Regions from separate parts of the Homo sapiens genome. Here region 2 is linked to region 1. Evidence: chromatin loops called from intact Hi-C (ENCODE). Cell type or tissue: heart left ventricle. All regions are shown on one strand. Each heading gives the region's core, and the rest is flanking DNA. Links, peaks and the distances in the headings are about the cores only.

Region 1 (15,300 bases), core at 3,479-11,478:
GCTGCTAAGCGGGCCACGACCTGGGCTGGGTTTTCATCTTTACCTCGGGTAGTTTCTTTAAGCTTGTCATAATTAACAGCTTTGTAAGCTGCCTTTTTAAGCCCTTCAACTAGGCAGGAAACCATGTAATCTCGCCTAGCTGTACCTGGGGAATCTGCCTTATAGTTCCATTGGGGGTCCTCTCGGGGAACTGCTCTACTGCCTTCCTGGAGGTCAGGTTCACGAAGCCGGCGGTTATCAGTGTGAAATTGGGCTAGAGAAAAAACTCTTTCCTGTTCATCTGGGGAGAGGGTAGAAGTCAGGATGACATTTAAGTCACTTCAGGTTAAATTGTAGGACAGAGTTAGATATTGGAATTCCTGTATATGTTTAGTGGGGTCTGATGAGAAAGAGCCTAAATGCTGACTGATCTGAGAGAGGTCTGATAGAGAAAAAGGTACATGTACCCTGACTATGCCTTCAGCTCCAGCCACCTCTCTAAGAGGAAATTGCTGGGCAGGTGGGGAAGAATTAGTTGCAGAACTAAACTGTAAGCTGGACCGGGTGTGAGGAGGGGAGGTGGTAGAAGGATTATAGTGTGGAGGAGCGGAGGCTGAGGAAGAATTGGGACTTAGCTTGGCCTGGCGACGAGCAGCCTGGGGAGGAGGAGAAAGGTCAGATGGGTCTGTAGAAAAAAGGAAGACTGGAAAGACTCAGCAACGCTTGGGGTTGGGACTGAGGGGACAGGCGGGAGGGAAAGAAGGAGGATTTGGGAGGAATCGTATTGGGAACAGAGACTAGGGAGGGAACGAAGTGTGAAAAATGCCCATTTTTCCACAAAAATTATTTAGGTCTTGTAGGATGGAGAAATCGAAAGTGCTGTTTTCTGGCCATTTAGAGCCATTGTCAAGTTTGTATTGGGGTCAAGTGGTGTTGCAGAAGAAAATAAGGTGCTTAGATTTTAGGTCAGGTGAAAGTTAAAGAGGTTTTAAGTTCTTAAGAACACAGGAAGGGAGAAGGAGGAGGAGGAATGGAGGGTGGAATGTTGCCCATAGTGAAGGAGGCAAGCCCAGAGAAAAGAGAGAGTAGAGACACGGAGGGAAGGGGTTCGGGGGTTCTTACCCTCCAGAAAAGTGGGAAAGGGGTTGGGGCACAGAGATACGAGGTCAGGGTGTGGAAATAAGGGATCGGGGCACAGAGATATAAGAGGTTGGGGTGTGGAAATAAGGGATCGGGTGCAGAGATATAAGAGGTTGGGGTACGGAAATAAGGGATCGGGGAGCAGAGATATAAGGGGTTGGGGCGTGGAAATAAGGGATTGGGGCACAGAGATATAAGGGGTTGGGGCGTGGAAATAAGGGATCGGGGTGCAGAGATATAAGGGGTTGGGGTACTTGCCCCTCCCCTAGAAAAGCAGGACTTGCCGCTAAGGGTGAAGGAGAAGGGGTTGGGGGTTTCTTGCCCCCCAGAAAGGCAAAGAAGAGGTAGAGACACAGAGAGAATGGGTTGGGGTACTTACCCTTCCCCAGAAAAGCGGGACTTGCCACTAAGGGTGAAGGACCAAGGCAGGTGTCCCTGCGTGGTCTGACACCTCTGAAACCTGGGTGAATAATCAGAGAGGCATCCCTGCAATGATTAAACACCAAGCGAAGGCTGCCTTCCCTAGTCTGCGACCGGCGCCGGAGTTTTGGGTCCACAGATAAAACGTGTCTCCTTTGTCTCTACCAGAAAATGAAAGGAATTGAAATTAAGAGAAGGGAGAGATTGAAGTGTGGCACCAAGATTGAAAGGAGAAAGAGGTTGAGGGATAGTGAGGGAGGTTGGAGGAGAGAGTAAAAAGAGGCTGCTTACCCAATTTAAAATTGGTGAGATGTTTCTTGGGCTGGTCGGTCTGAGGACCTGAGGTCATAGGTGGATCTTTCTCACGGAGCAAAGAGCAGGAGGACAGGGGATTGATCTCCCAAGGGAGGTCCCCCAATCCGAGTCACGGCACCAAATTTCATGCGCGTCCGTGTGAAGAGACCACCAAACAGGCTTTGTGTGAGCAACGTGGCTGTTTATTTCACCTGGGTGCAGGCGGGCTGAGTCTGAAAAGAGAGTCAGTGAAGGGAGATAAGGGTGGGGCCGTTTTATGGGATTTGGGTAGATAAAGGAAAATTACAGTCAAAGGGGAGTTGTTCTCTGGAGGGCAGAGTTGGGGGGTGGGTCACAAGGTGCTCAGTAGGGGAGCTTTTTGAGACAGGATGAGCCAGGAAAAGGAATTTCACAAGACAATGTCATCAGTTAAGGCAGGAACAGGCCATTTTCACTTCTTTTGTGGTGGAATGTCATCAGTTAAGGCAGGAACCGGCCATCTGGATGTGTATGTGCAGGTCACAGGGGATATGATGGCTTAGCTTGGGCTCAGAGGTCTGACACTTCTTATGTTACATTTTCCATTTTTTCATCCAATCAGTTTTAAAAGATCACAAAAGTAATGCTTGCTTGTTTTAAAAAAAATCAAAATATTTTTTCACCAACCTAATGCTTAAAAAAAAATGCAGGCTGGGTACGGTGGCTCATGTCTGTAATCCCAGCACTTTGGGAGGCTGAGGCGGGTGGATCACCTGAGGTCAGGAGTTTGAGACTAGCCTGGCCAACATGGTGAAACCCCGTCTCTACTAAAAATACAAAAATTGGCCGGGTGCGGTGGCTCAAGCCTGTAATCCCAGCACTTTGGGAGGCTGAGGTGGGTGGATCACGAGGTCAGGAGATTGAGACTATCCTGGCTAACAAGGTGAAACCCTGTCTCTACAAAAATTACAAAAAAAAAATTAGCCAGGTGTGGTGGTGGGTGCCTGTAGTCTTAGCTACTCAGGAGGCTGAGGCAGGAGAGTGGCGTGAAGCCGGGAGGCGGAGCTTGCAGTGAGCCGAGATTGCGCCACTGCACTCCAGCCTGGGTGACAGAGCCAGACTCTGTCTCAAAAACAAACAAACAAAAAAACCCCAAAAAACCCCCACAAAAATTAGCTGGGCTTGGTGGTGGGCGCCTGTAATTCCAGCTACTCTGGAGGCTGAGGCAGGAGAATTGCTTGAACCTGGGAGGCAGAGGTTGCGGTGAGCCGAGATCACGCTACTGCACTCCAGCCTGGGCAACAGAGTGAGACTCTGACTCAAAAAAAACAAAAAACAAAGACATCTGTAGAGTAACTTGGTATCTCAACCATGCCTGGCTGTGGGCTGCCAGGCAGGGCCTGAGAGTTCTCACCTAGGCTGGGCCCTGGTGCTAATGGCTGCCTGTTTCACAAGGGACTGCTTCATCTAAGCCTTTCTTTTTCAGGAAGAGGACACCCACCCTGGTACCTGGTCCCTGGCGAGAGGTGAGTGGTGGAGTGGGGTGCCCTGAGGGTTTCCTTCTTTAATTATAGAAAGGAAGCATGTAGCAGGGCAATTGTGTCCCAGGGCTGGAACCGGGGGTCAGAGGGCCCCTGCAAGACCTTGAGGACTGCAGTGCCAGATCGTATCTCAGCTACATGGAAGCCTGGGCTCTGGTGCCCATGAGCTCCAAGGCCTCCTGTGTCCTGCAGTGCCTCCTGGACTGGGGGGCGCCAAGGAGCCCAGAAATGCTTCTGCAATGGCCAGGGGTCTGTCTGTAAGAATGTCATCTTAAGTTCTTCCTCTTTTGAAACCTCTTCTCTCACAGCCCACCTGGCAGAGGCCTAGGGTCTTTGTTCATCTTCCATTTTTTTTTCTTGTAAACTTTCTGCTTACCTGTCTCTGGCTCCTATCCTTTTAATTTCTGGCACCCAGCCTGATCTCCCTAAGTAGTCTGGGCCTCACTTTTGTGTTTCAGACCACTAGGATGGTTCTGGCTATACCCAAAAGTGTTAAAATGATTTGTGGCACTGTCAAGACCACTGGGACAAATCCCCTTTGCCCAAGAATGTCTCTTTATTTGAGATATATGTATATATGTGTGTGTATATATATATCTGTATGTATATACACATATATATGCATGTATATATGCATATATATACAGATATATATATACATGTATATATGCATATATATACAGATATATATACATACATATGCATATATATACAGATATATATACATACATATGCATATATATACACATATATATATGCATACTTATATGTATATATATGCGTATATATACGCATATATATATATATGTTTTTGACACAGAGTCTTGCTCTGTTGCCCAGACTGGAGTGCAGTGGCCCAGTCTCGTCTCACTGCAAACTCTGCCCTCTGCCTCCTGGGTTCAAATGATTCTCCTGCCTCAGCCTCCCAAGTAGCAGGGATTACAGACATGCACCACCACATCTGGCTAATTTTTGTATTTTTAGTACAGACAGGGTTTCGCCATGTTGGCCAGGCTGGTCTCAAACTCCTGGCCTCAAGTGATCCACCTGCCTTGGCCTTGTGCTGGGACTACAGGCGAGAACTACTGTGCCAGCCAGATTTTTTTTTTTTTTTTTTTTTGGTATTGAGTTGTTTGAGTTTCTTATATATTTTTAATTCCTGTTGTTGCCTTTTTTTTGTAGAGACAGAGTCTTGCTATGATGCCCGGACTGGTCTCAAATTCTTGGCCTCAAGTGATCTTGCTGCCTCTGTCTCCCAAAGTGCTGGGATTATAGGTGTGAGCCACTGTGCATAGCCTAGTCCCTTGTTGATGAGGTAGTTTGGAAATATTTTCTTCCATCCTGTAGCTTGTCTTTTCTTTTTTGAGACAGGGTCTCACGCTGTCGCCCATGCTGGAATGCAGTGCTGCAATCATGGCTCACTGAAACCTCCACTTCCTGGGTTCAAGTGATTCTTGTGCCTCAGCCTCCCGAGTAGCTGGGATTACAGGTGTGCACCACCACATCTGGCTGATTTTTATATTTTTAGTGGAGACAGGGTTTCACCATGTTGCCCAGATTGGTCTCAAACTCTCCACCTCAGGTTCAGGTGATCTGCCTGCCTTGGCCTCCAAAGTGTGGGGATTATAGGGGATTAAAGGCAACTGGCCTTTGCCATGCAGAAATTTTTTTTTTTTTTTTTTTGAGATGAAGTCTTGCTTTTTTCCCCCAGTCTGGAGTGCAATGTCATGATCTCGGCTCACTGCAACCTCCACCTCCCAGGTTCAAGCGACTGTCCTGCCTCAGCCTCCCAAGTAGCTGGGATTATAGTTGTGTACCACCACACCCAGCTAATTTTTTGTATTTTAAGTAGAGATGGGGTTTCACCATGTTGGCCAGGCTGGTCTTGAACTCCTGACCTCAGGTGATCCACCTGCCTCAGCCTCCCAAAGTGCTGAGATTACAGGCGTGACCCACCGCGCCTGGCTGTAGAAACTTTTTAATGATGTAATCCCATTTGTTTGTTTTTTCTTCTGTTGCTTTTGCTTTTGAGGTCTTACCCAGAAAATCTTTCCCAAGACCAATGTCCTGACTAATGTTTTCTTCTAGTTTTGTAGTTTCAGGCATTAGATTTCAGTATTTAATCAATTTTTATTTGATTTTTGCATATGGTAAAAGATTGCAATCTAGTTTCATTCTTCTGCATATAGATATCCCGCTTTCTCGGCACCAATTATTAACAAGACTGTCCTTTCCCCAATATATGTTCTTGGCACCTTTGTCAAAAATGAGTTGTCTCAAAAAAATTAGCCGGGCATAGCGGCGTGCGCCTGTAGTCCCAGCTGCTGAGGAGGCTGAGGCAGGAAAATGGCGTGAACCCGGGAGGCAGAGCTTGCAGTGAGCTGAGTTCACGCCACTGCACTCCAGCCAGGGTGACCGAGCAAGACTCCGTCTCACAAAAAAAAAAAAAAAAAAAAAAAAAGAGTTGTCTATATGTGCATGCATTGATTTCTGGGTTTTCTATTCTGTTCCATTGGTCTATGTGTCTGTTTTTGTGCCAATACCATGCTGTTTTGGTTACTATAGCTTTGTTTTGGTTACTATAGCTTTGTTGTATAATTTGAATTCAGGTAGTGTGATACCTCCAGCTTTGTTGTTTTTGCCCAGGATTGCTTTAGCTATTCGGGGTCTTTTGTCGTTCCATACAAATTTTAGAATTTTTTTTTCCTGTTTATGTGAAGAATGCCATTGATATTTTAATAGAGATTGTATTGAATCTGAAGGTCACTTTGGATATTATGGGCATTTTAACAATATTAATTCTTCTGACCTATGAGCATGGGATATCTTTCCATTTTTTGGTGTACTCTTCAGTTTCTTTCATTAGTATTTTATAGTTTTCCTTGTGGAGATCTTCTAATTAATTTTGTCCTAGGTTTTTTTTTTTTGTAGCTATTGTAAAGGAGATTGCTTTATTGGTTTCTTTTTCAGATTGATTATTGTTAGCATATAGAAACACTACTGATTTTTGTATGTAGATTTTGTATCCTGCAATTAAACTAAATTTGTTGATTAGTTCTAAGAATTTTTTGGTGGGGTAGGTTTTTCTAAAAATAAGATCATGTCATGTGTTTCCAAGGCTAATTTGACTTCTTCCTTTCCAATTTGGATGCCCTTTATTTCTTTCTCTTGCCTAATTGCTCTGGCTAGGATTTCTAGTACTATGTTGAATAACAGTGGTGAAAGTGGCATCATTATCTTGTTTCAGACCTTAGTGGAAAGGGCTTTCCGTTTTTCCCCATTCCGTATGGTATTAGCTATGTGCTTGTCACTTATGGCCTTTATTGCATTGAGGTATGTTCTTTCTATATCCAATTTCTTGAGAATTTTATCATGAAGGGATGTTGAATTTTATCAAATGCTCTTTCACAATCTACTGAAATGATCATATGGCTCTTTTGATTCTGTCGATGGGGTGTATTACGCTTATTGATTTGTATATGTTGAACTATCCTTGCATCTGGGGATGAATCCCATTTGATCATGGTGAATGATCTTTTTTTTGAGACAGAGTCTCGCCCTGTTGCCCAGGCTGGAGTGTAGTGGCACGATCTTGGCTCATTGCAGCCTCCACCTCCTGGGTTCAAGCGATCCTTATGCCTTGGCCTCCTGAGTAGCTAGGATTACAGGCATGCGCCACCTCCCTGGCTAATTTTTGTATTTTTAGTACAGACAGGGTTTCGCCATGTTGGCCAGGCTGGTCTTGAACTCCTCGCCTCAAGTCATCCACCTGCCTTGGTCTCTTAGTCTCCCAAAGTGCTGGGATTACAGGCGTGAGCCACCATGCCTGGCCACAGGGTACTTCTTGCCTTGTAGAATGAGTTTGGAAGTATTCCCTCTTCAATTTTTTAGAATAATTTGAGTAGAATTTGTATTAATTCTTCTTCAAATATTTGGTAGAATTCAGCAGTAAAACCATCAGGTCCTATGCTTTTCTTTAAAGAGATACGTTTAATTTCTGCTTTCATCTCATTACTCATAGTTGGCCTGTTTAAGTTTTCTGTTTCTTTATGATTCAATTTTGGTAAGTTGTATGTGTCAAATAATTTATCTTTTTAGTTTTCCAATTTGTTGGTGTGTAGTTTTCCATAATAGCCTCTAATGATCCAGGCCGGATGCGGTGGCTCACGCCTGTAATCCTAGCACTTTGGAAGCCTGAGGCGAGTGGATCACCTGAGGTCGGGAGTTCAAGACCAGCCTGACCAACATGGAGAAACCCTGTCTCTACTAAAAATATAAAATTAGCTGGGTGTGGTGGCACATGCCTGTAATCCCAGCTACTCAGGAGGCTAAGGCAGGAGAATCGCTTGAACCCGGGAGGTGGAGGTTGCAGTGAGCTGAGATCGTGCCATTGCACTCCAGCCTGGGCAACAAGAGCAAAACTCCATCTCAGGGGAAAAAAAAAGTCTCTAGTGATTCTTTGTATTTCTGCGGTATCAGTTGTAATGTGTCCTTTTTCATCCCTGATTTTATTTATTTGGTCTTCATTTTTTTCTTGGTTAGTCTAGCTAAAGGTTTGCCAGTTTTGTTATCTTTCCAAAAAAACAACTTTTTGTTTTGTTTATCTTTTGTATTACAATTTTTTTTCTTCTCCCCACCACCTTTTTTTTTTTTTTTTTGAGACAAGATCTGGCTCTATCGCCCAGGCTGGAGTGCAGTGGTGCCATCTCGGCTCATGCAACCTCTGTCTCCTGGCTGAGGCCGGCATCCTACCTTAGCCTCCCAAGCAGCTGGGACTACAGGCATGTACCACCATGCCTTGCCAATTTTGTATTTTAAGTAGAGATGGAGTTTTGCCGTGTTGTCCAGGCTGGTCTTGAACTTGTGAACTCAAGCAATCCGCCTGTTTTGGCCTCCCAAAGTGCTGGGATTACAGGCATGAGCCACTGGACCTGGCCTTTTGTATTATTATTATTATTATTATTTTTTGAGGTGGAGTTTCGCTCTTGTTGCCCAGGCTGGAGTGCAATGGCATGATCTTGGCTCACTGCAACTTCTCCCTCTTGGGTTCAAGTGATTCTCCTGCCTCAGCCTCCCAAGTAGCTGGGACTACAGGCATGCGCCACCACACCTGGCTAATTTTGTATTTTTAGTAGAGATGGGGTTTCACCACGTTGGCCAGGCTGGTCTCGAATTCCTGACTTCAGGTGATCCACCCACCTTGGCCTCCCAAAGTGCTGGGATTACAGGTGTGAGCCATCGGGCCTGGCCATCTTTTGTATTTTTTTAATAGACAAGTTTTGCTGTGTTGCCCAGGCTGGTCTCAAACTCCTGGCCTCAAGTGATCCTCCTGCCTTGACCCCCTAAAGTTCTGGGATTATAGGCGTGAGTCACTACGCCTACTCTTTGGGGCTTTTTAAATGAGAAATCAGAATCTTCTTAAACCACTTTTAATTTCCATCTCATATGTAATGGGATCTTTTCCTTTCAGTTTCTCCAGTGGTAAGATATGACTCAGGGGAAGAGGCTAGAGTCAGAACCAAAATCTTTTCATTCTGTCTTTGGTTTGTACTCTGAGGTTTTGGTTTATATTTTTATCTTTGTTACTCTTCTATCTGTGACTTTCTCCTCAAAATATCTCACTTGAATTTAATGTGAAATCCACTTGGGTTTCTTGTGGATTTGTGTCCTGTATTAGTCCTTGGGTATGTGGTTTTCTATGAAGGTCTGCAATGCACATATATCTTTGGGCCTTTTTACTAATCTTTGTGGGTAATTATAAAATATTCCTTCAGCACTACAGACAGTACACACATACCTTTTTCTTAGATGCAAATATAGGATTGATTGAGAAAGAAACTTGGGCAATTACTCAAGTGCCCAGAAGAAATCTGAAAACTTGAGGCTAGAATGAACTTTGGGTCATCATTGTCGGTAATTCTTTGTCTCCAGAGAATATTTTACTTATATTAATTCTTTGGACTAGACTATAGTTTTGAAAGACTTAAAAAATTGCACTTGAATCTTGTTTATGTAACACTGTTTTTTACAGTAATCAGAGGAAGGAAAATCTTCAGAATCCATGAATAGGCACCATGACATTCAGGCCCAAGACACAGCATGGTCTGAGATTCTAGACTTTGCCTCAATACCTAGAAGCTACCAGAACATTCTTGTTTCCTTTGTCCCTTTTTTGCACAGGAGTAATTCCTGGAAGCAGAACTAGGTGACATCTTTAACACATACTTTTTGCTAATTCCCATGATTTCTCCTAGGATATGCCCATAATTCAGGATTAGGGGTTGCCAGTGTTGAGATCGAGCTAGAATACCCACAAGTGGCTTCACTCTGAGCTTCAGTTTATTCTACTGTTTATGGCCCTTAGAACACTGGCATAAGCTATTTATATCAATAGATTCATTTGTGAGGCTTAGTCCTTGACAAGAATATGAATAAGACAGAGAAGAAGGGAGTGGCCCTTCATGCTCTGAGAGTAGAGGTTCACTTTGGTTCAAGACTCATAGCTCTCAGCTGTAAAGTCACAATTTCCATATGGCTTGTAGCTAGGGCACTGAAGATATTTCCCTAGAATATGATCACTTTTGTGGGTTGAATGCCCTTTGATTTGGAGCAGGTGAAAGAATTTAATAATGATTATCTTGGTGCCACCTACATGCAAATCCCACTGAAGTCAGTGACAAAATACAGAAAGAAACTCAGTTTTGGCATGTCATGCCGAGGAGATATCAATAATGATTGCCTTTACATACACTGATGCATTACATGGATAGGTTGGTCCCTGCAGAGAGGTCATTTGCAGTATATGTTGGAAGAATCTAGAATGGGAGAGATGAATAAATTCAGACCAGAGCTGACATACAGAAAATTTTCAGTTAAAGTTTTATATATCTAATTAGTATGAAAGGTAAACCTGGGCAAGGAAATTAGAAAGAATTCAGAATTCAAAAATCTTTTAGAAATAATCCAATTTATTTTCTCAGAATAACTTTGGCATGATTTTTCATAGAGCATACTCCTTTTTCCTTGTTTCCTCCTTCTGTCATATTAAGGCCCTATTGACTTTGGTCCCTGTTAATGAATAAATAAATTTAGAGATTATTATGGCCATTGGTATCAATAAGGACCCAAACAATGGGTCCTTAACATCTCAGCAGAACTTCACAGCTCTCTTTAATACTAATATTCCTCCTGACCCATGCATCTATCCATAAAATATTAATGGGCAAACATAGTACTAGACTTTGAGAATATACAGATGAATAAAGTGATATCTCTGCTCTTGCGTGTAAGACCATTGTTTAGCTATTCTTTATAGTGGATACTAAACCATGATCCTTGTCTTCTCCTACTCTTCTGACATTCTCATAGCTTTCCATTTAACTGTGAAACAATAAGATGTTGAACACAATCTCAAAAAGCTGATGCCATCCTGGTAGTACTGAGATGCTGGTGGGGAGCTAGGAGCTCTGGATCCATGTCCTTCTTCTGAGTGAATTTGGGCAAATCAGTAGCCTCTCTGAGCTTTATTTTTATTTTTATTTTTATTTTTTTGAGACAGAGTCTCGTTCTTGTTGCCCAGGATGGAGTGCAGTGGCATGATCTTGGCTCACTGCAACCTCTGCCTCCTGGGTTCAAGCGATTCTCCTGCCTCAGCCTCCTGAGTAGCTGGAATTACAGGTGTGTGCCACCGTGCCCAGCTAACTTTTTGTATTTTTAGTAGGGAAGGGGTTTCACCATGTTAGCCAGGATGGTCTTGATCTACTGACCTCATGATCCGCCCGCCTCAGCCTCCCAAAGTGCTGGGATTACAGGCATAAGCCACCGCGCCTGGCTATCTATATCTATCTGTCTGTCTGTCTGTCTGTCTGTCTGTCTGTCTGTCTATCTATCTATCTATCTATCTATCTATCTATCTATCTATCTAAATGGAAGTCTTGCTGTATTGCCCAGGCTGGTCTTGAATGCTGGGCTCAAGTAATCTTCTTGCCTCAGCTTCCCAAGTAGCTGGGACTACAGGTGCACACCACTGTGCTTGGCTGAACTTCAATTTTCACAATTTCAAGAATGTTATTAAACTAAGTTACCTGAAAAACTTATGCCTATGACTGATTATAGTGACATTTAAGTGACCTGAGAAATTAATACCTATGACAGGCTATCCCTAACTTAGGTATAATTTCTTGCCTCCCTGCTCATTGCCCTTGCCTTTCATTTCCTTTTTCCTTAAAAAGCTTTGATCCCTAGTGTTTGGTGTCATTGAGGGTTGGGTAAGATATCCAGAGACTTACTTTTCAGTAATACACATTTTTTCACAGAAATATTTCTGTTTAAAGTTGTTTCTGTTGCCTCCACAGCCACTGAAGACAAAGGGCTCACATAAAAATGTCAAAGTGTTGTAGTAGAATCTGGTCAAATATGAATTACAGGTGCCCTTCTTCAGAGGATAGTTGCAGTATTCTGTGAATGAGAATTCCAGAGTCAGGTTTTCTTTACTACTCTTTTGGCATTCTTGTTCTCACAGGCTCAGACTACTAAAACTTCCAACCCACATAAATCTAACTAATTTTACCCCTGGGGAACAAGACAGAGTTCCCTAAGCATATGGGGAAATTGTTCCAGACTACAGACTGGGTCCATGACACAGAAATAGAGAAGCACAATGAGGTTCTTATACTATTTTAGAGCTGAGAACAAGAAAGACCTGAGGTTTCCTTCATCTTTCGCAGTAAAGATATCCCATTTCTTGACTCCACATGCTTCCCATGTCACTGGAAGTGAACAACTCATCAGCTTCCTCAAGGACATAGTTCAGAGCCCTTACTTTCACTCTCTCCTCTCTGCCCGCCAGAGTCTGTGCAAATACACAAGCTAAAAAGACCTCTCACCCACTACACCTACTCTGAAGGACAGGTTTAAAATGTCCACTCTGGCAGATCTTCCTTTCCTCCATCAGTCTATTTCCTCTCCTATCCAGCCCCACTTTTGCCTACCCATCCAGACTCACCTGGTTTTACTGAGACCATGGAGATTAAGTGGTTAGAGCAGAAGCCATGATGACTGAGTTGGAGACAGAGAAAGAGTTAATGTTAGTCTTCTTGAAGCCCAACTACAATTCTTTTTTAAATTTTTTTTTTAATTGAGATGGAGCCTCGCTCTGTTGCCCAGGAGGGAGTGTAGTGGCGCTATCACGGCTCTCACTGCAACCTCTGCTGCCTGGGTTCAAGTGATTCTTGTGCCTCAGCCTCCCAAGTAGCTGGGACTACAGGCATGCGCCACCACACCCGGCTAATTTTTGTATTTTTAGTACAGATGGGGTTTCGCCACATTGGACAGGCTGTTCTCAAACTCCTGACCTCAGGTGATCCGCCTGCCTTGGCCTCCCAAAGTGCTGGGATTACAAGGGTGAGCTACTGCGCCTGGCCGCCCAACTGCAATTCTTATCCATGATTGGGAACTTGCCCCTTTTGCCTTGAGTGTTTCACAGATGCTCATGTTAATTTGAATGAAGAACAAATTAATTTAAATAAGTAGGATAGGAGTGCTCTATACATATATGGGGGAATGATGGCCTCTGCATATCTGTATCAGTGGAATATAACATAGTGGTTCTACACATATGTGTTGAATAGACTCAAAACTCATCTAATGTACAGACACACACCCCAACAAAGGAATTTCTTGGACACCTCTGAAATCAATCCCATTTTCATAACCCCCACTCTTATACTGAAATCTCATGGTTAAAACTTAAGTTGATTCTGCTTTCTGTCTTCCTCCTTCTCCACTCCATAGAGGAAACTCAATGTAATTCTCTGAATCAGATGTCCTAGAGCCATACGGTTTGAGATAAAAAGGAGACTTGATTCTAATTACTGGCAGCAACATCACCCAGGCTGCCCAGACCTCCCTCTCCTTCACAGTGTCACATTGGTCTGCCCTTTCTGTTTTTCTTTACCTCCAAGATGTCCACTTTCACGTAACTGTTTTCTGAGTTGTGGAGGAAATATGTTCCCTGAAGGTGTGTGGAGAAGCATGGACAAGATGAGGAGCCATAGAGAAAAGTGAGCCCATTCAGGCTTCATGATGTTGCAGACAGCAGATAGAAGAATCCCGGACTTGACTGAAATATCTGAAGGGTTAGCTGTCCTTCTCATGTGAGGAGTTGAATTCATATCTCTGATTTTTATCTTTCCAGGGCTTAAGCCTGGGCAGAGTTCTGGTGCATCCAGAATCAGCCTTGTGAGCAGAACAGTTAAGTTCTTGGGTACCCAGCCATGTAGCTTGAAAGACCATGCTTTACCAGAACCCTACTGATTAACCTCAGCCTTCCCCCCTTCTTTCCTCCACATCTAGGGATCATGACCACTATTGCTCGGGACATCAACATCTCTATAATGAACAGTTGTAAATAAATTCTTACCAATGCTTTAATATATACATGTGAATACTTGAAAGCAAATTAACTAAGGCTTGAACCTAAGAAACTGGAACAAAACAGCAAAGTAAGTAAAGAGAAAGTAGAGGATAATTGAAGAAAGTAGTTGAAATTAGTGAATTAGAAAAAAAGAAACACTAAAATTGCCAAATAAAACTAAAAGTTTGTATTTTAAAAATACCATTAAAATAGACAAAACTGCCAATAATGGCTGGAAAAAACATAGAAGAAATAAACACGTTCGGTAATAGAAATGTGAAATGGATAGAACTCAAACACGGAGGAGAGGAAAAATTTACCAGGAAATAGTCTTGCTCCTGATCTTAAAGGAAAACTTTTTAATTTCTCCCATTAAGTATGATGTTATCTCGGGATTTTTCATAAATGTGCTTTTTTAGGTTGAGGAAGTTCTATTCTTAATTTGAGGAGTGTTTTTATCATAAAAGGTTGACAGATTTTTGTCAATTTTTTTTTCTGTGTCTATTGAGTTGATTATGTTGGTTATGCCCTTTGCTCTGTTAAAGTGGTATATTACATTGATTTTTGCATGCTTGAATAACCTGGCATTCTTGGGACAAATTCCATTGGATTTCATTATGGCATATAATCTTTTTTTATATGTGGCTGAATCTTTTTACTAATATTTTTTGAGAATTTTTGTGCCTATATTCATAGGGACTATTGGTCTGTAGTTTTCTTTTTTATGATATCTTTGTCTGTAGTACTGGCCTCATAGAATGAGTTGGAAAGTATTCCATCCTCTTCTATATTTTGGAAGAGTTTGTAAATGATTAGAGTTAATTCTGTAAAAGTTTGGTAGAGTTCTCCATTGAAATCATCTGAGCTTGGGATTTCCTTTGTGGAATATTTTTTGATTAGTGATTTGGTGTCTACTCTTTACAGATCTATTCAGATTTCCCATTTATTTTAAGTCAGTTTTGGTAGTTGTTATCTTTTTAAGAATTCGTTCATTTCATCTAAGTTATCTAATTTTTTAGCATACAGATATTCCCAGGATTCCTTTATAATCATTTTTATTTCTGTATGAGGTAGCGGACGTGTTTGCTTCCACCAAGAGCATGTGCCTTGTCCAGCTTAAGTATGGCTGTCGGTATCCCTGGGCAGCAACCCCTCCTGGCTCAGTGTGGAGACAGGAATCTGCTAGGGCTCTGTAGCCAACTTGCTAGGCCTCAGTCTGTCCAGCACTAGTTTAAGAGTGGGAGAATCTAGCTTCAAACTGCGCCTCTGCTTGTGATCTTGCACAAGCCTCTACCTGGCTTTGGGCTTTGGCACCCATCTTGGCTGATTGATTAAGATGCCCTACAAGTTTCCTTTTAGTTTTGACAATGTTTCCTGTATTCACCTAGGGCAGGGATTCTAAACTGGTTTTAGATATTAGGGGCCTCTTTGAGAATTGTTTGCCCTTTTCTTAGAAACATGCTTGACTGGGTGCAGTGGCTCACACCTGTAATCCCAGCACTTTGGGAGGGGGAGGCAGGCAGATCACTTGAG
Region 2 (15,300 bases), core at 4,342-12,341, 280 kb after region 1:
GAGCGAGACTCCATCTCAAAAAAAAAAAAGATTTAGGTTCAGCTTTCAAGATGGCCGAATAGTAACAGCTCCAGTCTGCAGCTCCCAGTGAATCAATGCAGAAGGCAGGTGATTTCTGCATTTTCAAATGAGGTACGTGGCTCATCTCATTGGGACTGGTTAGACAGTGGGTGCAGCCCACGGAGGGCGAGCAGAAGTAGGGTAGGGCATCATCTCACCTGGGAAGCACAAGAGGTCAGGGAACTCCCTCCCCTAGCCAAGGGAAGCCATGAGGGACTGTGCCGTGAGGAATAGTGCACTCTGGAGCAGATACTACACTTTTCCCACGGTCTTCACAACCCACAGACCAAGAGATTCCTTTGGGTGCCTACACCACCAGGGCCCTGGGTTTCAAGCACAAAACTAGGTGGCCATTTGGGCAGACACTGAGCTAGCTGCAGGATTTTTTTTTCATACCCCAGTGGTGCCTGGAATGCCAGTGAGACAGAACCATTCACGCCCCTGGAAAGGGGGCTGAAGCTAGGGAGACAAGTGGTCTAGCTCAGCGGATCCCACCCCCATGGAGCCCAGCAAGCTAACATCCACTGGCTTGAAATTCTCACTGCCAGCACAGCAGTCTGAAGTTGACCTGGAACTCTCAAGCTTGGTAGGGGGAGGGGCGTCCACCATTACTGAGGCTTGAGTAGGCAGTTTTCCCCTCACAGAGTAAACAAAGCCACCAGGAAGTTCAAACTGGGCAGAGCCCAACACAGCTCGGCAAAGCCGCTGTAGCCAGACTGCCTCTCTAGATTCCTCCTCTCTGGGCAGGGCATCTCTGAAAAAAAGGCAGCAGCCCTAGTCAGGGGCTTATAGGTAAAACTCCCATCTCCCTGGGACAGAGCACCTGGGGGAAGGGGCAGCTGTGGATGTGGCTTCAGCCTGCCTGCCGGTTCTGAAGAGAGCAGCAGATCTCCCAGCACAGCATTTGAGCTCTGCTAAGGGTCAGACTGCCTCCTCAAGTGAGTCCCTGATTTCCGTGTCTCCTGACTGGGAGACACCTTCCAGCAGGGGCTGACAGACACCTCATACAGGAGAGCTCTGGCTGGCATCTGGCGGGTGCCCCTCTGGGACAAAGCTTCTAGAGGAAGGAACAGGCAGCAATCTTTGCTGTTCTGCAGCCTCTGCTGGTGATAGCCAGGCAAACAGGGTCTGGAGTGGACCTCCAGCAAACGCCAACAGACCTGCAGCTGAGGGGCCTGATTGTTAGAAGGAAAACTAACAGAAAGGAATAGCATCAACATCAACAAAAAGGACGTCCACTCAGAAGGCCCATCCAAAGATCATCAACATCAAAGACCAAAGGTAGATAAATCCACGAAGATGGGGAGAAACCAGCACAAAAAGGCTGAAAATTCCAAAAACCAGAACACCTCTTCTCCAAAGGATCACAATTCCTCGCCAGCAAGGGAACAAAACTGGACGGAGAATGAGTTTGACAAATTGACAGAAGTAGGCTTCAGAAGGTGGGTAATAACAAACTCCTCCAAGCTAAAGGAGCATGTTCTAACCCCAATGCAAGAAAGGTAAGAACCTTGAAAAAAGGTTATAGGAATTGCTAACTAGATTAACCAGTTTAGAGAAGAACATAAATGACCTGATGGAGCTGAAAAACACAGCACGAGAACGTCATGAAGCCTATACAAGTATCAATAGCCGAATTGATCAAGCAGAAGAAGGATATCAGAGATTGAAGATCAATTTAATGAAATAAAGAATGAAGATGAGATTAGAGAAAAAATAATGAAAAGGAATGAATGAACAAAGCCTCCAAAAAATATGGGACTATGTGAAAAGACCAAACCTATGTTTGATTGATGTACCTGAAAGTGATGGGGAGAATGGAACCAAGTTGGAAAACACTGTTCAGGATATTATACAGGAGAACTTCCCCAACCTAGCAAGAAAGGCCAACATTCAAATTCAGGAAATACAGAGAACACCTCAAAGATACTCCTTGAGAAGAATAACCCCAAGACACATAATCATCAGATTCACCAAGGTTGAAATGAAGAAAAAAATGTTAAGGGCACCCAGAGAGAAAGGTTGGGTTACCCACTATGGGAGGCCCTTCAGACTAACTGCAGATCTCTCTGCAGAAACCCTGCAAACCAGAAGACAGTGGGGGCCAATATTCAATATTCTTAAAGAATTTTCAACCCAGAATTTCATATCCAGCCAAAGTAAGCTTCATACATGAAGGAGAAATAAAATCCTTTATAGACAAACAAATGCTGAGGGATTTTTCTCATCAACAGGCCTGCCTTACAAGGTCTCCTGAAAGGAGCACTAAACATAGAAAGGAACAACTGGAATCAGCAACTGCAAAAACATACCAAATTGTAAAGACCATCGACACTATGAAGAAACTGCATCAACTAATAGACAAAATAACCAGCTAGCATCATAATGACAGGATCAAACTCACACATAACAATATTAACCTTAAATGTAAACAGGCTAAATGCCCCAGTTAAAAGACAAAGACTGGCAAATTGGATAAAGAGTCAAGACCCATTGGTGTGCTGTATTCAGGAGACCCATCTCAAGTGCAAAGACACATAGGCTCAAAATAAAGGGATAGAGGAATATTTACCAAGCAAATGGAAAGCAAAAAAAAATCAGGGGTTGCAATTCTATTCTCTGATAAAACAGACTTTAAACCAACAAAGATCAAAAGAGACAAAGAAGGGCATTACACAATGGTAAAGGGATCAATGCAACAAGAAGAGCTAATTATGCTAAATATATATGCACCTAATACAGGAGCACCCTGATTCATAAAGCAAGTTCTTAGAGACCTACAAAGAGACTTAGACTCCGACATAATAATAGTGGGAAACTTTAACCCCCACTGTCAATATTAGACAGATCAATGAGACGGAAAATTAACAAAGATATCCAAGACTTGAACTCAGCTCTGGACCAAGCAGACCTAATAGACATCTACAGAACTCTCCACCCCAAATCAACAGAATATACATTCTCCTCAGCACCACATCACACTTATTCTAAAACTGACCACATAATTGGAAGTAAAACACTAATTAGCAAATGCAAAAGAACGGAAATCCTAACAGTCTCTCAGACCACAGTGCCATCAAATTAGAATTCAGGATTAAGAAACTCACTCAAGACCGCATAACCTTACATGGAAACTGAACAACCTGCTCCTGAATGACTACTAGGTAAATAACAAAATCAAGGCAGAAATAAATAAGTTCTTTGAAACCAATGAGAACAAAGACATAACATACCAGAATCTCTGAGACACAGCTAAAGCAGTGCTTAGAAGGAAATTTATAGCACTAAATGCCCACAAGGGAAAGCAGGAAAGATCCAAAATTGACACCCTAACATCACAATTAAAAGAACTAGAAAAGCAAGAACAAACAAATTCAAAAGCTAGCAGAAGACAAGAAATAACTAAGATCAGAGAGAACTAAAGGAGATAGAGACATGAAAAACCCTTCAAAAAAAATCAATGAATTCACAAGCTGGGTTTTTGAAAAACATCAACAAAATAGTCTGACTGCTAGCCATACTAATAAAGAAAAGAGAGAAGAATCAAATAGACACAATAAAAAATGACAAAGGGGATATCACCACTGATCCCACAGAAATACAATCTACCATCAGAGAATACTATAAACACCTCTACGCAAATAAACTAGAAAACCTAGAAGAAATGGATAAATTCCTGGACACATACACCCTCCCAAGTCTAAACCAGGAAGAAGTCGAATCCCTGAATCGACCAATAACAAGTTCCAAAATTGAGGCAGTAATTAATAGCCTACCAACCAAAAAAAGTCTGGGACCAGACAGATTCACAGCCGAATTCCACCAGAGGTACAAAGAGGAGTTGCTGGTACCATTCCTTCTGAAACTATTCCAAACAATAGAAAAAGAGAGCCTCCTCCCTAATTCATTTTATGAGGCCAGCATCATCCTGATACTAAAACCTGGCAGAGACACAATAACAAAAAAATTTCAGGTTAATATCCCTGATGAACATCAGTGCGAAAATCCTTAATAAAATGCTGGCAAACCAAATCCAGCAGCACATCAAAAAGCTTATCCACCATGATCAAGTTGGCTTTGTCCCTGGGATGCAAGGCTGGTTCAACATACACAAATCAATAAACGTAATCCATCACATAAGCAAAATCAATGACAAAAACCACATGATTATCTCAATAGATGCAGAAAAGGCCTTTGATAAAATTCAACACCCTTCATGCTAAAACACTCAATAAACTAGGTATTGATGGAAGGTATCTCAAAGTAACAAGAGCTATTTATGACAAACCCACAGCCAATATCATACTGAATGGGCAAAAGCTGGAAGCATTCCCTTTGAAAACCGGCACAAGACAAGCATGCTCTCTCTCACCACCCCTATTCAACATAGCATTAGAAATTCTGGCCAGGGCAATCAGTCAAGAGAAAGAAATAAAGGGTATTCAATTAGGAAAAGAGGAAGTCAAATTGTCCCTGTTTGCAGATGAAATGATTGTATATTTAGAAAACCCCATTATCTCAGCCCAAAATCTCCTTAAGCTGATAAGAAACTGCAGTAAAGTCTCAGGATACAAATCAATGTACAAAAATCACAAGTATTCCTATACACCAATAATAGACAGAGAGCCAAATCATGAGTGAATTCCCATTCACAATTGCTACAAAGAGAATAAAATACCTAGGAATACAACTTACAAGGGAGGTGAAGGACCTCTTCAAGGAGAACTACAAACCACTGCTCAACGAAATAAGAGAGGATACAAACAAATGGAAAAACAATCCATGCTCATGGATAAGAAGAATCAATATCGTGAAAATGGCTATACTGCCCAAAGTAATTTATAGATTCAATGCTATCCCCATCAAGCTATCACTGACTTTCTTCACAGAATTAGAAAAAACGACTTTAAATTTCATATGGAACCAAATAAAAGCCCACATAGCCAAGACAATCCTAAGCAAAAAGAACAAAGCTGGAAGCATCACGCTAACTGACTTCAAGCTATACTACAAGGCTACAGTAACCAAAACAGCATGGTACTGGTACCAAAACAGATATATAGACCAACAGAACAGAACAGAGGCCTCAGAAATAACACTACACATCTACAGCCACCTGATCTTTGACAAACATGGCAAAAACAAGCAATGGGGAAAGGATTCCCTATTTAATAAATGGTGTTGGGAAAACTGGCTAGCCATATGCAGAAAACTGAAACTGGACCCCTTTCCTTACACCTTATGCAAAAATTAACTCAAGATGGATTAAAGACTTAAATGTAAGACCTAAAACCATAAAAACCCTAGAAGAAAACCTAGGCAATACCATTCAGGACATAGGCATGGGCAAAGACTTCATGACTAAAACACCAAAAGCAATGGCAACAAAAGCCAAAATTGACAAATGGGATCCAATTAAACTACAGAGCTTCTGCACAGCAAAAGAAACTATCATCAGAGTGAACAGGCAGCCTACAGAATGGGAGAAAATTTTTGCACTCTATCCATCTGACAAAGGGCTAATATACAGAATCTACAAGAACTCAAACAAATTTACGAGAAAAAAACCCCATTAGAACGTGGGCGAAGGATATGAACAGATGCTTCTCAAAAGAAGACATTTATGCAGCCAACAAACATGAAAAATGCTCATCATCACTGGTCATTAGAGAAATGCAAATCAAAACCACAATGAGATAACATCTCACACCAGTTAGAATGGAGATCCTTAAAAAGTCAGGAAACAACAGATGCTGGAGAGGATGTGGAGAAATAGGAATGCTTTTACACTGTTCGTGGGAGTGTAAATTAGTTCAACCATTGTGGAAGAGAGTGTGGCCATTCCTCAAGGATCTAGAACAAGAAATACCATTTGACCCAGCAATCCCATTACTGGGTATATACCCAAAGGATTATAAATCATTCTACAATAAAGACACATGCACACATAGGTTTATTGCAGCACTGTTCACAATAGCAAAGACTTGGAACCAACGCAAATGCCCAAGACACATGCACACATAGGTTTATTGCAGCACTGTTCACAATAGCAAAGACTTGGAACCAACCCAAATGCCCATCAGTGATGGACTGGATAAAGGAAATGTGGCACGTCTACACCATGGAATACTATGCAGCCATAACAAATGATGAGTTCATGTCCTTTGCAGAGACATGGATGAAGCTGGAAACCATCATTCTCAGCAAACTAACACAAGAACAGAAAACCAAATACCGCATGTTCTCACTCATAAGTAGGAGTTGAACAATGAGAACACATGGACACAGGGAGGGGAACATCACACACCAGGGCCTGTCGGGGGGTTGGGAATTAGGGGAGGCATAGCATTAGGAGAAACACCTAATGTAGATGACGGGTTGATGGGTGAAGCAAACCACCATGGCACATGTATACCTATGTAACAAACCTGCACGTTCTGCACGTGTACCCCAGAACTTAAAGCATAAATACAAAAAAAAATGTTGTTAAGTTGCCAACAGTCTTGACTTCCTAATACAAAGAAATTCATTCTCTTGAAAGGAGTAGGAACCTGTAATATTGGGCTGCCCTGGAAATAAATAGGGAACCATTTATGATCAAAACAAGCCACTGTGTATGGAGTATCTTCTCACTAATAGACACTTTAGATGCATTATTTCATTTAGTCCTCATGCCAATCCTATAGAGTTTGGAATTATTCCCATCTTAGAGCAGAGGCTCAGAGAGGTAAACAACATGCTCAGGATCACATAACTAGAAAATGGCAGAACTAGGATTCAAACCTCCAGGCTGCCTCCCTGGCTCAGGAGGCCATCTGACCTTGTCCCTCTTCCTGCCTCAGTCTGTCCATCTGAGATAAGGGAACAAATTCTTCATCCATCAAACAGCAAAGACTCCCTCCTTTGCTCCTCCACCTCTCTCATCTGGCTGCTGCCTGCTTTCTCTCCAAATCTTCCTCTCTCCTTCTGGTCCTCCTCTCCCTGGCCCAGAGGAGGGGACTCATGACCTTGAAGCTGCCCTTGGTGGGCTGCCAGTCCCCCTCCACTTACCACCTCCCTGCTGATCGGTGTCTTGGGTCACCGTATTACAAACCTTCCCAGCCTGTGCTGGCATCTTCAAGGAAATAACAGAGAGGAAAAGTCACAGGGGCTGTATTCTGGATAAAGAACATCATTACAGTACCTTGGTTCTCTCCAGGTCCTATCCCTGCCTCTAATCCTCAGCATTTTCCTCTGGAGAACGGAAAGCTGAGATTCCATGCTGTTTAAGCCACCCCCTGTTCTGATAGCCTGGTGGAGACTGCAGCTCCAGCAAGCACCTTTGAGAGAGTCCCCAGCTCGCGCTCACTCAATCCTTAGAGTGGAAGAGATTGACTGAAAGACGACGAAGGGCGATACAGTGTCCAGGGAGGATTCCTCACTTTCTTCGAATCACTCAGCCAGTTGGCCTGAAAGGCAAAAGCTGAACCCTCACTATGACTCCAGCAGCCATGGGATGGCGGTGTGACCTTGGGCAAGAACATTTTTTTCTCACCGATGCTCCCTTACACATCTTTAAGATGAGCGGGGCATTTTCCTAAATCTGTAAAGTTCCTTTCCGCCTGGACAGAGGAATTGGGGAAAATCTTGCCAGGCCAGGCTCTCCCAGTCTTTCCCCAGGGCTGGGGGAGGCCCCCAGGGAGGGACTCCAAGAGGAGAGGTGAGCGCCCCAGGCTCCGGGCTTTCCCGCAGGGCAGGCTTCGGCCGGTTCGAGAAGGAAACTGCGGCCCCGGGTCCCCAGGCCGCGGGGAACAATGTCCCGGCTGTGCGTGCCCGGAAGCCCGTCATGCACCAGAGACTCGAATCCCAGCTAGGGGTGGGGACCCCCCCTTGGCTGCGTTTCAACGACGCCTTTGTCTACCCCTGGGCCGTGCGAGGGAGAGGACTGACGGATCTGGTTTCAACCGCCTTGACTTTCCCGGGGGTCCCCGGGTCCGGGGGCGCCCCTGTTCCCGGAACCCGGGCCCTCCCACCTCCTCCCAGCCCAGCGCGGCCCCGCCCCGTTCCCGCTCGGCCGCCGTGGGGTTACCATTGGGCAGAGAGCAGAAGGTGGCACAGCCCGCGCTGCAGCACTTGAGGTTGTCGGCGCATTCGCTGTCCGAGACGCACTCTTGCGTGCAGTTCTGGTCAGCCTGGAGCTCGGGGCACACGCCAGTCTTCTCTGCTCCTGTGCCTGGGAGGGGAGGCCCGGGACAGTCGAGGGTGGGGCGTAGCGCCAGCCCCAGAGGATGCCCACCTCCTGCTCCAAACCTTAACCCCAAGGAATTCTCAGTCTCTGGCCCTAGGAGTCCCCTTACAGCCCCCAGAGACTCCTTCTTCCAGACCAGGAGTCCCTGACCCCTGGGAGTACGAGAGCTCCCTAACCCTTGGCGTCGGGGCCCTCAGATCTCAGCCCTAGGGGACGCCGCACAGCTGAGCGTCTCGGAGCTTCCGAGGTCGAGGCAGAGCAGCCCCCACCCCCAGCCCACTGCAGCCACGGAGTGTCCGCGTTCAGCACAGAATCCTCCCAAATTGCAGCCATCAGTGGTCTCTCCACCTCCAGCACATTGGACCCCACACCCTAGGCTCCAAGGGTCCCCGCCACTTCCGCCCCCGGAATTCCCACTTCCCCAGCCTCCAGAGGCTACGCCTCCGCCTGGCTCCATCCTGGCGCTCGTGGCTCGGCCCCTCTAGGCGCCGGGCCTCTCCCCGCCCCACTCACCTGAGACTAGGGTGAAGCCGAACAGCAGCAGGCTGAGGAGGAGGGCGGCGGCTAGCGGGCCTAGGCGACAAGCAGGCATGGTGCTATGCCCGGGCGGGGTGCAGGTGTGAGCCGATGCTCAGGTGCGGGGATTTAACCGCGCGCGCGGGAGGGGGCGTGGGGTAGGGGTGGAGCCGAGCGGGGAAGGGGAGGGTGGAGGGCTTTGCGGGCACCGCGGGCGGGCTGCCACATGAGGTCATTTCACAATCCCCCAGGATCAGGTATCACTCTTGGCCCCGGTGGGAACCAGGAACTTAAGCAGCTTCCAGGACGGGACCAGCTACGGCCGGACCCTTGTCCACGCCTCCCTCCTGACCTCCCTCCTGGGGCCTGAGGGCCAAGGCTCAGGGCTCCTGGGTTTCTATTCCAAGACTCCGAGGTTTCTCCAGAGTGTCCCCAGTGGGCGGTTGAGGAGGATAAGGCAGGGCCCGCAGGGAGGCAGTAGAGCATGCGGGTTAAAGGGTTCGATTTGGGGTCAGCCAGATGAGAGGGCAGATCCCTCTTGATGGAGGGCTAGGGTAGTGATACAGAGCACATAGTAGGGGCTACAGAAATAGCACTTATTATTAATAAACAAACCCTCCTCATCAGAAACAGGCCCAGGAAGGTGAAGCACCTAGCAGTCTCAAGCCGTTTGGGTGTGTGTTTCTGTCTCCCTCTCTTTGTCCTACCGGCCCCTGATCAGGGCTGACTGTGCCAGGCTCTGTGCTCCTTGTCTCAAGGAATTGTCGCCGGTCCTCTGACCGGGGAGTTACTGTTATCAGCTGTATATGACAAAGGAACTGAGTGTTTAGGGATTTAGGACCGCACCTCCACCACAAGGTCCCCTGCAAAGCTGTACAAATAAGGTTTTGAACCCAGGTCTCTCCCTCCAGGCCCTTGTTTTTTCCATTCCGTCGTAAATATTCACTGGGTGCCTACTGTGTGACATATGCAGGGCAAGACGCTTGGTGAAGAGAAAGTCGTCAAAAGGGGCCCTCCAGCACTGGTCTTGAAGGGGTGACAGGGTCTGGGGTCTGACTCCCACCTCCACCACTTCCCACCTGAGGGCCCTGGAATGAATCCTTTCCTGGATCTGAGCTGCCACATCATCAGTGAAAATGACACCTATATGGGACTTCAGTGAGAACACAAATGCAACGTTCCTGCCACGGAACAACCATGTACTCACTGGGAGCATTGAGAGTAGATCCACACTGATTGACACAGGGACTCCAGGCCTGACCCATGATAGGTACTGGATACATGGCCATGAGTGCTCCACAGATAAGTGTCTCCTGTGACGAAGGAGACCAATAAGTATAAATGAAGCTTTAGAATCCAGGGGGTTAAGTGCCAAAACAGAGTTACCCAGGGAGTTAGACAAGAAGTGCTTCCTGCTCCAATGATCTGAGGTTCTAGAAGCCCCAGGAGGTCTTTGCTGCTGGAGGCTAGAGGGGCCCTGGGGCAGTGAACACTGGGATGATAGTGACAGGTGAGTAGGGTTTGGTGATGTGAGTACATCTGGCCACTGTCCCCAAAATGGATGCTGAGAACACCTCCCCCAGCTTCTCATGCTCAACTTGGGGACTGGGGACGTTATTGGGAGGGGCCAGGGCTATTTACTCTGAGCTCAGTCAACAATGAGGGCAGGAGCCAGGTGGGAACACAGCCCATAACAGGCTAGTGAAACCCAGTCTAGGGCACAAAGAGAACACTGGGGTGAGCAGCCAGTTTTTAGCCCGTGGACCCAGCTGGCTACTGTACATTCAGCCCCAGGCACTGCTGCCAACAGCTTTCTTCCGGGCCCTATTCAGCTCCCTGGGCCAGGAAACTGCCCAGCCTTGCTCCTCCCAGGCCCTTATGAGCACCCTATTGATTGGCTCTCTCTTACAGGAATACAGACTGAGGGAGAGTGGCAGGGCCAGGCAGAAGGATGGGGAAGGAATTTTCATCAGTCAATGGCATCAGATGTTTAGCTTTTGTGGTGCCAAGTTCCGTGCTAGGTATAGTTATAGATATTCTCTTTACATCATTTAAAAGGGCAGAGGCTTTAGAACCAAATGCATCCATGCCCAATCAGGGACAATGCATCCATGGCCACTTTCTGGCTATGTGACTTAGAGAAACACTTCATGTTTTGGGCCTGCATCTTCTTCCTGCATAAACTGTGTATCATCCTAACAGTCTTGGATGATTATTATAAGGGTTTTATAAGATTATTATAAGGGTTAAAGGAAAAAGCATAAATCAGAGGTTGCAAATCTGGCTAGAGCACATACATTATTAACTACACAGTATGTTTTAAATTTTTAAATTAGTTGCCAAGATTTAAAAGTAGCGAATTTCATATAAAAATAAACCTCTAGCTTCTCTTGGAAAAAGTAAAAGATCTGGCAACACAGTCCTGCAATCTTAGATATAACAACCATCAGCTAGAGCAGCAGGTCTCAAAATTGAGCATGCGTCAGAATCATTTTTTTTGTTGTTTTTGTTTTTTTGAGACTGAGTTTTGCTCTGTCCCCCAGGCTTCCCTCCCCTCCCCTCCCCTCCCATCTCCTCCCCTTCCCTTCCCTTCCCCTGCCTCCTGGGTTCAAGCGATTCTCCTGCCTCAGTCTCCCAAGTAGCTGCGATTACAGGCGCCACTACACCCGGCTAATTTTTGTATTTTTAGTAGGGACGGGGTTTCACCATGTTGGCCAGGTTGGTCTCGAACTCCTGACCTCAGGTGATCTGCCCGCCTTGGCCTCTCAAAGTGCTGGGATTACAGGTGTGAGCCACAGTGCCCAGCCTAAGCATGCATCAGAATCACTTGGAAGGCTTATTAAAATACAGATTGCAGGATCCCCATCCCCAGAGTTTTGATTAGTAGGTCTGGAACCTGAGAATTTGCATTTCTAACAGGTTTCCAGGTGATGCCAATGCTGCAGGGCTAGGGACCATACTTTGAAAACCAGAACCTAAGTACAGCTACTCTTTTTCTATGAGGGAAGCATTCCCTCCAGTTTCCCATAATCCCCACCACCACCATCCTCCCTCTCTGCAACTAGTTCCATTCACAGTGCTCACCTGACCCCAGGAGGACATTTAAATTTGTGACCTCTGGAGTGGGCACATAGTAAGTGTTTGGTGAAAGATAGCTTATATGTATTTAGCAATCTTATGGATTAAGTATTATTACTCCCATTTTACACGTTAAGAAACTGAGATTCAGCTAAGCAAAGTGACTTGCTGGAGGAAACACAGCCAGTAAATCAGAGGGAAGACTCTTGCCAAATTACTTGTGTTGTCCCAGTTATTTCAATATTATACACATTCACACAGATCTATCTGAGGTTAACGTAGATGATGCATCCAAAGTTTTGGACTTGACTTCATGAGTGTAAAAAAATATATATCAGGGAAGAGGAGGAAGAAAAGAAGCAGAAAGGAAAGAAGGAAAAGTTTATAGTGGTAGATGATGTCAATTAGCTGTAGACATGCCCACTCTAAAATGACTGTAAACAAGTTAACGGTGAAGATTTAAGAAGTTTCCAGGAACAAAAAAGGTGCCTTTAACCATGCAATGGGCCTCTCCTTTTAGACTTTTGGACTCAGTCAAACTTCCTTTCATTCCATGGAAACCTCTCTCTTTGGATATATTGACTATTTTGTTTTGTCACCTAGCATTCATTTGTCCTTTTTCTGATAAATCACCCTGAGTTTGCTTTGGAGGAAATAACTTCCTCCAGACCAAGACAGGTGGGGCCAGGGAGACTGTCAATTAATGTGTCTGCCCTACCCCCAGGCAGAGTGGCCAATCAAATACTGTTCCTAGAACTGTAATCTTGAGCAATGAATGATAAAAGACCTGAAAATTTATGGAGCTAACTCAGAGGTGTCCTGGGAAGAACTCAGTTCTGACTTTACCATTCTTTCCAAGCTGTGTTCTTTTAGCCTTTCCTTCAGTTCTGAGAGCTAAACTGAATCAATTAGTGCTATTGGGTGCAAGCAGTAAAATTCAACTCTGGCTAACTTAGAGATATTATTAGGAAAGGAGAATGGATGCCGACTACATCCCATTTTTATAAATTTCTTCTCTGTTTACAACAGCCAGAGTTGGTTTCTGTTGCTAGTAACCAAAGAGATCTTACTCCCTATACCAGTGTAACCACCAAGTTCCTCATTTCCAAATCCAGTGGACTTCTCTCAGCTCTCATTCTCTTCTAACTCACAGTTAAGATCCTTGTGGCATACATGCAATAATGTTCAAACCAAATCCTCATTAAAAAAAAAAAATACACATGGTCTCTGCACAAAAACCCATGAAAAGCAGAGCTTGTCTATTTGAAGTGGCTCAGGTCCAGCCCTAAACCAAATAATCTTCCTAGAACAGTGCACTTGTCGAGTTAATTCCTTGACTGTAAATTCTACTGGATCTTCACTGCCTTCAGGATAAAGGCTGAACTCCTTAGCCTGCCTTTTTGACTGATACCAACTTTTATTTCCAGCTACATTACTTACTTCATGCTGCACAAACCTTCCCTGGGCTCATTGTCTCATCAAACATTCCTTGATCAAGCTCACCCCAAGAGTCTTCTTTATCAACAGCTGAGACTTGAATGATGTGTAACATCTATCTACAACATCATCTGGGGCTGAGCATTACCAAAAAAGGTTAAAGCAAGTCCAAAGATCCTAAGGCAGGAAGAAGCCTGATGAATGCCAAGAAGAGTAAGAGAACCAGTATAGCTGGAGCAGAGTTAAAATCAAGGGAGATGAAATCAAAGAGCTAGGCAAGAACAAGATCATGAAGGACCCTGAAGGCTATGAAAAGCAACATATCTTTTATGTGCAATGGGAAGCCATGGGCTAGTAAAAGCTGGGAGATTGGGGGACAAAATCATCTGATTTATAATTTTTGAAAATCCCTCTGGCAGCTCTGAAGAATGCATTGTAAGAGGACAGCTATGGAAACTGGACTAGTAGTAAGAGGATTTTTGCAGTTGTCTTAGCAAAGCATTGATAGTAGTGGTTCCTTTTATTAGGCAAAAGATCATGAATTACTGGGTACTGGTCAGTCCATCACATCGGGAGACAGGTCTGATTTATTAGACTTTCCACCCTAAGATAAAGTCACAGGGAGAAGCTGTGAGGTTGTAGCAGTAAAAAAGGAGGCTTAGCAAAAACTAGCTCTATTTTGCCCCAAACTCCTACCCCACTCCTGTGGTGACATATTTTAGGTTAACTGCTTTTGCTCATTTCTACACATAGGCTGAGCTAACTATGGGAGAAATTTAGTTTATAGTTTAAAGCAAGGTTGCTAATAGTCCCTTCCCCAAATTAACCCCAGAGGAGATAAGGAGGGTGTATACACAAGTAACAATATTGTGTTAAAGATGATTTATAGGAGCATTGTGACCTGACCAAGGACAAAGAAGTTTCACCACACCCCCTTGGACCCTCACTGCCACCCAGATGTCTGTGATCCTTGATCACCTCTTGATCTCAAACCCCTTTCTCTTCCCCTTCCCAACATAAAAAGAGCCTACAATTCTATTAACTTAGGATGTTTCTTTAGGACATTAGTTCACCATCTTCTCAGTTTGTTGGCTTTCTGAAATAAAGTTGCCTTCAGTACCCCAATACCTTGTCTCTCAACTTATTGAATGTCATGCAGTGAGTAGTATGAGCTTGGACTCATTTCCATGGTTACTAATTCGTCTACTAGCAGGATGACAACCCAATTTTTCTGGTCCTTCCTAGGATGGAAAGGATGGGTACCCACAACTGCCATGAAAGCCATATTCATCCCAAAGGGAAGCATGAGACCCATGAGATTTTCCTACCCTGAGGCCAAGAGTGTTGTAGCAGTTTTTAAACATGTCAACAGTTGTTTTATACCCCTCTATATTCGTCACTTCTCACACTGCTATAAATACCTGAGACTGCATAATTTATGGAGACATAGGTTTAATTGACTCATGGTTCTTCATGGCTGGGGAGGAAACTTATAATCATAGCAGAAACTTACAATCATGGAAACTTACAATCACGACAGAAGGGGAATCAGACACCTTCTTCACAAGGCAGCAGGAAAGAGAAGAGTGAACGAAGGAAGAACTTCCAAATACTTATAAAAACATCAGATCTCGTGAGAACTCACTCGCTATCATGAGAACAGCATGGGGGAAACCACCCCCATGATTAAATCACTTCCCAACATGTTCCTCCCTTAACACCTGGGGATTACAATTCAAGATGAGATTTGGATAGAGACACAAAGCTAAACCATATCACCTTCCTATAGAGAAGTGGGGTTTGTATCTCATTCCTTGAATCTGAGTTGGTCTGTGATTGCTTCAACCAAGAGAGTCTAGTAGATGTAATGCTATATGGTTTCCAAGGCTAGATCATAAATGATGGTGCAATTTCTACCCTTTTAACTGGAACACTAGCTCTTGGAGCCCTGAGCTGCCATGGAAGAAGCCTGACTATCCTGA

What was found. A loop is a pair of places that touch in the nucleus more often than their neighbours do. Peaks named below come from ENCODE experiments on the same cell type or tissue, not always from the same donor. Only the 100,000 strongest peaks of a DNase experiment are listed, where the experiment ranks them.
Region 2: a loop joins it to region 1, with 4 times the contacts of the local background. A loop is called at or near these places in 4 of 110 quality-filtered maps.

Annotation. Positions count from the first base shown.
Region 1 is chr20:45,746,430-45,761,729 of GRCh38, reverse strand. It overlaps the pseudogene SPINT5P. Among named protein-coding and RNA genes, the nearest start is that of SPINT4, 32 kb to the right of the region's middle. In heart left ventricle, for the core only: no CTCF peak of the experiment used is centred there; no DNase peak of the experiment used is centred there.
Region 2 is chr20:45,463,361-45,478,660 of GRCh38, reverse strand. It overlaps WFDC2 (WAP four-disulfide core domain 2), which reads right to left and starts at 8,908. Exons shown (of 4, transcript NM_006103.4): 1 at 8,801-8,908; 2 at 8,129-8,272. The coding sequence starts at 8,879. RefSeq lists silencers at 7,984-8,033, 8,054-8,243. In heart left ventricle, for the core only: a CTCF peak has its summit at 7,556; DNase peaks (open chromatin) are centred at 7,985, 8,100 and 8,858; H3K4me3 peaks cover 1,700 bases; H3K27me3 peaks cover 4,745 bases.